Linked DNA regions of Homo sapiens: region 2 is linked to region 1. Evidence: chromatin contacts called from ENCODE Hi-C or POLR2A ChIA-PET data. All regions are on one chromosome and are shown on one strand. The core of a region is the stretch at or near the end of the contact, and the rest is flanking DNA. Distances in the headings are between cores, read along the strand shown. Region 1 has its middle 94 kb from the start of UBE2E1. Region 2 overlaps THRB (thyroid hormone receptor beta).

What was found. Hi-C counts contacts between places; a loop is a spot of excess contacts on that map. ChIA-PET counts read pairs that join two places held with the same protein, here RNA polymerase II (POLR2A). Pooled maps may share reads with other maps.
Region 2: a loop to region 1 is called in a pooled map, with 2.2 times the contacts of the local background. The contact joins two enhancer-like sites. A Hi-C loop is called at or near these places in 1 of 50 pooled maps. POLR2A ChIA-PET finds 5 or more read pairs at or near these places in 2 of 52 experiments (HCT116 and PC-9).

The regions. Positions count from the first base shown.
Region 1 is chr3:23,709,982-23,714,892 of GRCh38, reverse strand. No RefSeq gene overlaps it. Among named protein-coding and RNA genes, the nearest start is that of UBE2E1, 94 kb to the left of the region's middle. Within about 2 kb of position 1,909, at least 7 of the 41 ENCODE cell types and tissues checked have a DNase peak (open chromatin) inside an H3K27ac peak, as active enhancers do.
Region 2 is chr3:24,235,704-24,240,614 of GRCh38, reverse strand. All of the region lies in intron 3 of THRB (thyroid hormone receptor beta), which reads left to right. Among named protein-coding and RNA genes, the nearest start is that of THRB-AS2, 87 kb to the right of the region's middle. Within about 2 kb of position 2,439, at least 5 of the 41 ENCODE cell types and tissues checked have a DNase peak (open chromatin) inside an H3K27ac peak, as active enhancers do.

The DNA of each region.
Region 1 (4,911 bases), core at 660-3,159:
TAATTTCATATCAATTAAACTTTCAATCAATCCTGGTTTTAGCCCTCACACTACACTAGCATTTAGAAGTATTTGGTCCTCCAAATTCTGAGATTTTCTAGTTCTGCTGAGCAAATCTGTCCTCGATTCATAGGAAGTATGTTTCAGTTTCTCAGTTCTGCTAAGTCAGCTATCATTTTTCCATGTTCTTTTGCCTTTCCACAATTTTATTAACATTGCTCATCTGCTGCCAACTCTTCTCATTCTCTTTGTCCTCATGGGTTTAAATTTCCTCATGGGTTGAAATTTGTTGTCATTTGTCCTCATGGATTTAAATTTGCTGTCATTTTAGTAGGGTGTGGGGAGAGGGCAGAGTTAATGTGTATGTTCAATCTGCCACATTTAGTCAGAAGTCAGAGGTGATCTTCACCATTTGGAAATCCTCCTTGGCTGCTAGAGACCATGGCCACAGACACTCCATTTTTTGAAGGTTGGTTGTGTAGCCAAACAGTGTTTGAAGGGCCCAGCAGACCCCAGAACTTCTGTATGCCCTTAGTGCTGCAGTGCATGTGGTGGCTTGGGGAAGGTAGAGGAAGGAGAGGTCTCAGCCCTTTGAAGAGGAGCTCAATTATAAGTAAATCTGTAAACTGTAAACCTCACTACAGCCCTATTTTCTGGATAAGGAAACAGTGGTTCAGAGAGATGATGTGACTTTTCAAAGGTCTCATATCTGGTTGATGGCAAAGTGCGGTGAGACCCTAGGCTTGCCTGGCTTTCCACAGTGGTCTTTTCCCAGTGTGAGAGATTATTTGGTTCCATTCTCTACCTCTCCTTGTATCCCACCCTTTACAGTTTTGTGTCCTGATTTTGCATTTGACCCTGTGACTTGGTTGGGCTAATGGAATGTTCGCTTGTGTGATGTCGCCAAAGGTTTGAAAAGTGCTTGTGCATTGGGTCTGCCTCTGCTGCACTACAGGTCTCGGAAGAGGAAGGGAGACACATAGAGCAGATATGCCCAAGCCCAACCAGCCCATATTACCAGCCGACTTCCAGCCAACCCACAAATCCCCAAGAATAAGTAATTATTGTTTTAAGGCAGTGAATTTTGGGGTGGTTGGTTACACAGCATTTTTGTGGAAATAGCTGATATACCATGTCATAGAAACTCCTGCCATCAAGATAAATTAACAGATGACTGATGATGGGGAGTAATAAAAAGGTCCAGCATCTGCCTGGCTGGAATTGCTAGATTTAGTAAATAAAAATACAGAACCCAGATCAATTTACATTTTAGATAAACATCAACTGATTTCTTAGCATAAGTATGTCTCATGTAATCTTTGGGAAGTACTTCAAAAATTATTGTTTCTTTGCATGACACATTTCACTGGGCATACTGTTTTTTATCTGGCAACCTCATTCTGACAGATTTGTAAGAGTCAAACTACACAGAAAGCACCTGTGCATAAAAGTGGGCCTGGGCTAGAAAAGATGAGATATTAAAACAAGTCATTTTCTCTGCTCTGCACTAGGCAGTAAATGTATTTATAGGGCAGGCTTAATTTAGGTCTCTCAGGTAGCTTCTTATAGAGGGACTGAGTCAGAGAAAACCTGCCTGAAACATAAGAATGGGCCGGTGACTGGGAGAAGTTCCTTTCAGCTTTATTATTCAACCACACTAAAATCAGGGATCCATCAGGGAGGCTCTGACTTGCCTGCTTTCAGCAGCCTGTGGCTCTATAGAGAGCATCCTTCTAAACAATCTGAAACCTACATCCCTTTAGCTTGGATCCAAGAAGTGTTTCCCCAGGCTATTGCGCCATCTGTCTCCCAGGTGCCTGCAAGGGAAATGTTCTGTGGGGGTTGGGGAGAGAAGGGCTGCAGCCCTGGGCTCTGGAAGCGACTAAGAACTGTTTGTCAAGAGGTCAGTCCTGCTCGCCAGTGGCCAGTGAAACCAAGAGGCTGGATGAAACCTGAGTAAACCAAACACTGCAAGAGGTCAGAATGCTCAAACAGCCACGATGTGGGAACTCAGTTTATCCTCTGCCTCATCCCTCTCTTTAACAGTTTCCGGCAAGCCACTGTTTCTGGCTTTGCACAGCCTAATTGGCCATTTTCATGAGTAGTCGCCAACACAATCCAGGAGGAAATTCCACGCTGTCAGCCAGCAGCACAGATTGTTGCAGGAAAAATGACATAACTCATCCTCTGGGCAAACTTGCAAATGATTACAAATTTCCCCATCTCTCCTCGACTCACACAGCTGGCTGGAGAAGGGTGTAAATTTTTCCATGGAGATAGGAGACTTTTCCTCCGTGTAATTTCTTGTGATCAAACAAATCTCTATGGCTATTAATTTGCTTTCATTTCTGGTTTCATTCCCCCTGACATTCAAATAGAACCTATGTAGACTCTGCTCGTGGACACTTCCCGGGACTCGGATACCAAGCGAGACTCCTATGATGGCCTTGGTACAATGTTAGGTTCCCAAAAGGGACGATGGCCAGCTAAAATTCTGCACCTCTAGATAAATGACACCATGAAAACCAAACAGGCACAATGTGGTCATTGGTGCAGATCAGCTTTGGCATAAACCACAGCTCGCTCATCTGAGGACCAAGGTTGACTAATTCTGCCCCTGACAGTACTCTGTTTTCTCCTGACCCAGGCTCTCACTCAGATGTTGCTTGTAGATTTCATAGACTCTTCCACTTGGATTCAACTGAGTGAATAATTATTGAGCCCCATACCATGCTCATCTTACCGAGTGAGGCTCCAGGGGAATACAATAATTAATAATGCACTGGATCTAGCTTCAGGAAGCTTGCTGTTTAGAAGGAAAGGAGATCTACAAATCGCTATTATGTGAGAAGAGACCGATAAAGGACTAGCATGGAAGTAGCGGCAGTTGGAGGAGGGATTTGGAGAGATGCTGCTTGGCAGCAGAGGCCTGGGGATGTCTCATGGAGGAGGCAACGTTTGAGCTGGACCATACAGGGCTTCAGTGATGGCCCCTGGGAGGCCAGGAAAATGTAGGCACCAGGACAAGCAAAGTTGTAGAGTGAGAATCACCCCAAAGAATAGGGCTTGTAGGGAGAGAGAAGTCAGGTTTTAGTGTGAGACGAGAAGCTGAGCCTCCACTTCCTTGGAGGAGAAATCAGACTTTGTGTTCCTAACAAAGTCCCAAGATGCTGAGGGATCTTCCTCCTATAGTGCACAGTTCAATGCTTGCATCTTCCCCTCTCCTTTACAAGGCCAGATTCTAAAATATTTTACCCTGGTGGCTTAAAGGATTAATCTAATGCATATCAATGTTAAGTTATAATAATAATTTCTTAGGCTATTTCTTTAGAAGACCTCAAATAGCTCTGAGCTCCAGCTTCTCTGTGGATAAAGAGAAAGTAAATGCCCCCTGTTGCAAAAACTTCTGGAGCAGTGGGAAACCAACCTGTCAACTGAAATTGATTTATTCATTCAACTGCAATGACCCGACCCATTTAACACATCCCCTGAGAGGGAGCAGTTTTCTTCATTCAACCCATAGGATCAAGCTGATTACCATATAATAGTGTTACATCTTCATGAGTAAGTCAGGGTAGAAATTGCCATCCCCACTTAATAAATGGAGAAAATTAAACACAACTCTCACTATCACACAAGAGAGATACTTGCCCATAATATGTTCACCAGATCATCCTAACACATAGTTTCCTTAGGTATAGGATGAATCCCAGACTTCCTTTGCACCTCTATGTGTGTATTTCCCTTAACAAGAAAGCCAGATGCTATAGCACTTCTTTATCATCATAGGGAAAGAGAAATCTAGTTTTGCCCTTTCTTCCCCCACTTATTTTGAAATACCTGGTAGTCTCTGTTTTCTTCTCTATATGGCAGTTCCTTCCAACCTTTCTTGCTCTTGTTTAGAATAATTCCTTGTCAGTTCTTTCCGTGTCTACAGCCTGCAGGCTGAAGAAGAGCTCAGAGTTCCGACAAGCTAAGTTTGATTCTGTGACAAGCTGGCTCTGGGCATTAGGTCCACGAGGAAATGACATGTGCAGCAGTGTCAGCCTCCAAAACTTCCACCTGGCCTTGATCACCCCAGGTCTCCAGACACTTGTGCGTATTCAGCTTGGGATGCAACCCAGCTGCTGGCTTCTGAGGCATCTCAGTAACTATGGAGACAGGAATATAAACATCAGTGAGTAGGGCAGGAAGCAGGCGGCCAGTCTTAGGAGTTAAAGCATTGACGGGATTCATTCGGCATTGTGATGTGTTGCAAATGATGAAAGCAGAACTACTAGGTCTTTCTTATAACAAATGGGACGACTGTAGTTTTACGGCGAGACTCCTCAGTTATGTCTCCATTTTCATCCAGCTGCTTAGTTATTCGCTTATTTATTCCACAAATACGTACCGAGGTGTTACTATGTGCTAGGTACTGTTTAGGGACCAGAGACAGAGGTGAATAAGGCAAATCTCTGACCTCAGAGAACTTACACTCGAGTAGGGTGACCAGAACTGCCCTGGTTTGCCTGGAACTGAAGGGAGTCTCAGCACATGGGAGTTAAAACTGGAAAAGTTTTGGGCAAATTGGGACAAATTGGTCACCTGCTGGGGAGACAACAGTTAATAAGTACATAAATAAATGCAATAACTTCAAACAGTGATAAGCTCAATGAAGGAAGTAACACTGAGTGAGGTGCTACCGAGCAGCTGGAGGTGGGAGGAGGGGGCAGGGTTTGGTTGATAGCTGGGTAAAGAGGAGGTGACTGAACTGAAGCCTGAGGGGCCCTGGAGGAGCATTGCAGGTTGAAGGAACAGGGACAAACTTGACAAGCTCGAGGTAAAGAAGGAAGGCCAGTCAAGCTGGAGTGCAATGAGAAGAGAGGAGAGGAAGTCAGGGCCTGGGCAGGCCATGTCTTTTAGGTGTGG
Region 2 (4,911 bases), core at 1,190-3,689, 530 kb before region 1:
TTGGAATGCAGGCAACCGGTCATTTATTCATCTACTGAGGTATTCGTACAACTCTTCCAACATGGTGAACATCTTGTGCTCATTTGTCTGATTTTCACCTAAGAATGTGAAGTGTTCAGTATCTAGCCAGCTTCTCAGCTATGGTTGGCATCCGTGTAATTTCCAGTGATAATCTGACTTACTGCATCCTCTTCTCAGATTATATAAGGGCTGTGTTCTTTTACTTTTTAGATTCTTCGTCACAGCCTCCCCATTTGACGCGGGCTCAGTAAACTACTGAATAATAACCAAGCCTGATTTATTCCCAGGACTGCCTTAAATCCTGCTAAGACTTCACTCTGTGTCTCTTTCTCATATCCTCCACACCAAGTGGTAAGCCAGGCCGACTCACTTGGCTGTATGAAACTTTTTAATGGCACCTTTAGGTCAAATGTTGTGGCCATGGTCTCACAAAGAGTGAGGGGTGAAAGGAGATACTGCAAATCACACTTCTAGACTTTTCACTGATTTTCAAAGCTGTTATAGCCATGGTTCCCAAAATCTGTACCAGAGCACCTTGGGTACCACAGCAACCCCACAGAAATACAGTGGGATGTTTTTAATTTTTGAGGGAAACCCAGAAACAACTGTCAGACACCATGCAAATCCACCTGTCAAGCTGTTTGGACCTCATAACTTCATAAACAGGGCATTTAAGTATTTCTTTTGACCTAGGGTCACCGTAAAAAATATTACTGAAACACTAAGAGTGACATACACTGAGAAAGTTGGGAATCTCTGTTACAGCATGACTGTCCCCAGGTATAGTTTAACTGTACACATTCTGGCAGGATCATGCATTCAAGCCATCACATTGCAGGAAATACACATTCTAAATTTAAATATTAGCAGGGGAGAAGCTGAAAGAAAATTAGAACTATATGCATCTTTGAGGGACTTCTTTCCTTTATAACCTTCCTACCCAGACCTACCCATCCTAGCTCCCTGAGACAACCCTTAACCAAGGCTCCTGTGATTTTTCAAAATAATAAATAATAATGATAGAGGCCAAGACAGGAGAATTGCTTAAGACCAGTAGTCCGAGACCAGCCTGGGCAACATAGCAAGACTCCATCAAATAATAATAATGATGATGTAAATTCTCATTTAGTGTCCCAAATATGATGGATTAATTCTTGCAAATTGGAACTAATGATTGCTCTAATTGCTCTGGTGCATTCCTGAAAATCACCTTTGATACACACTGTTGAAAGACAAATTCAGGCTGTGTGTGCTATACCATGCACCTGACACCTCACAGAAAGCCACTGGAATTTCTGATAAAGAGCCAACAGAACCTTTACCAAGCAGAATTAAACAAGAACCTAATGTGCGACTGAATGCAGTGGCTCACGCCTGTAATCCCAGCACTTTCAGATGCCGAGGTGGGCAGATCACTTGAGGCCAAGAGTTCAAGACCAGACTGGCCAACATGGTGAAACCCTGGGTCTACTTAAAATACAAAACTTAGCCAGGCATGGTGGCTTGTGCCTGTAATTCCAACTACTCAGGAGGCAGAGATAGGAGAATTGCTTGAACCCAGGAGAAAGAGATTGCTGTGAGCTGAGATCATGCCACTGCACTCCAGCCTGGGTGACAGAGCAAGACTCTGTCTCAAAAAAAAAAAAAAAGAACCTAATGCGTGAGAATGGAGACAAAGTTTCCGAAGTCAATTTCTGCAAGAGCTTTGCAATGTAGCCCCATGTCCCCTGCCCCCCATTTGACACTGAAGAAGTAGTAAACAGTTATATTTATTAGGATAATTTTATTTTCATCTTCAAGGGAATTTCAGGAGCACAGCAGTCTTCATAACACTCCATTTAGGAAGATTATTCTTTTTATCCCAGGGTTAAAAATCTGAAGGAGCTCACTGCAGATTCCAGAGGCAGCAGAGCACTGGCTCAGACTGAGAGACACTGTCTCCCTGGGACAAGATTGAATTTTCTTTTAAATTTCAGATGATACTATCAAGGGGTCAAGTACTAGAGTCTTTTCTTATGACACCATCCAGGGTTGCAGAAGGGAGTGGATTGTTTGTTATTGTCTTACTCATTATCAAACTCTTTTTAAAAATCAATAATAAATCATTTGCTGCAGTCTTAATGTTTTATTTTCACATTCTTGTTTGTTGTTTTTCATGCATGTGTCTCAGTGAGTCACCTAACCACAATTATATATTCTGGCATCTGGTGGTTCTGCATGGTACCCTCATTCCTTAGGAATTAATTTCCCTGACATGATGAATGTGTTTCCAATCCGTTCATCACACACACACCCCACACACCCCCCCCCCCCCCACACACACACACACATACACACACACCCTCTTTAGCAGGGAGAAGTTACCCTACTCTCCACCAGGTGTCAGTAGAGTCAGTTTTAACAGCATGCTTTGGCCAAAGGGGCATCTGCTGAAGTTGTTTTTCCTGCTGTCAGACGTTTCCTCAAACTACCTCTGGGCTGTCCTCTTAAGAGACTATCTTCCATTTCTTAGGAGTGTTCGGAGATGATAGTCCACCTGTAGAGAAAGACAGCCATAAGGAAACCGCACTATAAACAGCAGGTGGCCAAGCTGGTCCTTTCAGGTTGGTCTCATAAAATTTTTACTGGCTGTTTTCTTCTTTACTTTTCTATCACTACCTTATTTGGCTTAAAAGTGCTCCATGTTTCACTCAATGTGACAATAAATTAGATGTGGTTGATGCTTTTAGATTTGCAGGGGGCTTTGTTTGTTTGTTTTAAGGCCCATTCCACCTCTGCCACTGCTGACCTAGTCCTCAACACAGGAATCGGATTTTACTCTGCTTGTAGCCCCAGAACCCAGCATTGAAGGGTATAGAATACTACCATGGATTAAGTGTGCACGTCCCACTTAACCCAATGTCACCTTTGAGAGCTACGGCCTTATTCCCATTTTAGGAATGGTTACTCCTGACTCAGTATCCCATATTTAAGTGGCAAGGCCAATGCTCTTTGTAACATGCCATGGTGACTTTGTCTGGGAGAGAGGTGGAAAAGGAGAGGGGAAGAGGAAGGGGAAGAGAGAGAAGAGGACAATGATTTGGCCTGGATATTGACTAACATAAAGAGTAGGGGGAACTCTAGAATGAGATTGTTGAACTGGAGTTGAGAGAGTGGGTGGAGTGGAAGTAAAAGTGAATTATTTTACTAAGAATAAAAAGAAATATCAGCAACAGCAAATTAAGCTCAGTTTCAACCATAGACCCTGGTTGAATTATTTCCCTTCCTGACGGCAAAACACTTACAGAGACTGCCTGAAAATCTGAAATGAAAAGTATAGCTTTGCCATTCAACAGTCATTTGCTAAAGTCTGTTATGTGGGGCATGAGTCTCCTGCCATACCCAGTGGAGAAATTCTGACTGCCTTCCCCTCCAAGAGGTGACCCACTCAGATTAATACCTGGGATACGGTACAGACAGAGCTTTCACTAGTTTTCCACATTTTTACTAACTCAGAGTTTTATGTTCCTCTTTAGGCTCATGCCCAGTCTAACTACGCTAGCTTTTCATATTTTTTCTCTTACTGATTTTTTGATACTACATTCCCAAATAGGGTTAGTTTTACTGAATACAAAAGGTGGATCACAGCGTGGTATGATTTGAAAACACCTTGCCTCTGTTCTCCTATTTGAGTTCTTAACTGATTCCTATCATGAGAAATTCAACCATTATTTATTCACTTCATTGGGTCCTAGATTTAATATTAAAATGCAAAGGGCTCGGGGAAGGATAACTGGGGCTGCACTCAGGATGCTATAGACTTGGGAACAAATTTATTTCTGTGTCCAAACTTTCTTACTCCCCACAGCAAGGTTAAATGAACATGCAAAGTAACCTTGAAAGGGAAAAATTTTTTTTCACAAAAATTCAGCCTTGCAAGAGGAAAATGGCAGGGCAGGTGAAGGAGAAGCAATTTCACCTCCTTTTAATCTTTGTAATGACAGCATCTGGGGAGGTGGGCTCTGTATTGTTCTTGAGTCTTTAAATGACCTCAGGTAAGCTTAAAGTTAGACCAGGCAAGAGTTTCAGTTCCCCCATGCCTTTGGGATGATTGAGGCTGGCCAGGAGTTGAGATCATCTATAATAATGATGATGCCTATAATAATAAAGAAGTCTCCCAATACCTTACATTTGTGTCCTCCTTTTAAATTTACAGGCATTTTCCAATTGCTTTGGTCCTCAGCATAATCCTGAGAGGGCAGGAATTGTGATTTATCTTTACAAATGAGGCTTGAAGAGTTAAAGGAACTTGTCCATGATCCCCAAACTACTAAACTGAGACCCAAAGCCATCTGGAATGACGCCCAGTCCAGGAGCCTTTCCTCCATACCTGGGATTGGACTTGTTCTTTAAAATATTCCCCAAATACCAGAGTCAAAGGTTTGATGTATAGCTCTCCCTCTCCTCCTATGAGGGGGATAAGGAAAAGAAGGGGAAACTCCACTTTTACCCCCAAGAGATCCACAGCCTCACTGCCCTCCTAGCATGGGTGCAGCCCACCTAGGGGGACAGCCATTTGCATTTATTCAGCTGTGCTTCCAGATGCCACAGACAGAGCTGTGGGAAGGCTCAAGTGGGGACAGGGTGGGGTGAGGGGTTCAGCCCCATCCCATGAACTCCAGTCATACCCAGCACCCCACAATACCAAATAAACTTCATAAAAATAGTTGCTTGCTACCTAAACACAACTTCAAGACACATCCCTAAGCTATGCCCCCCTCTTACACGGCAACTTCCTAGGAAATCTAGCATGTCCACTGATTCTGCATCTAGTCACGTTTGCTCAATGCTAGGTGAGAAGATGGATATGTCCTTCTCTGAAGGCCTTCCCAGTTTTAATGGTCTTGGGCT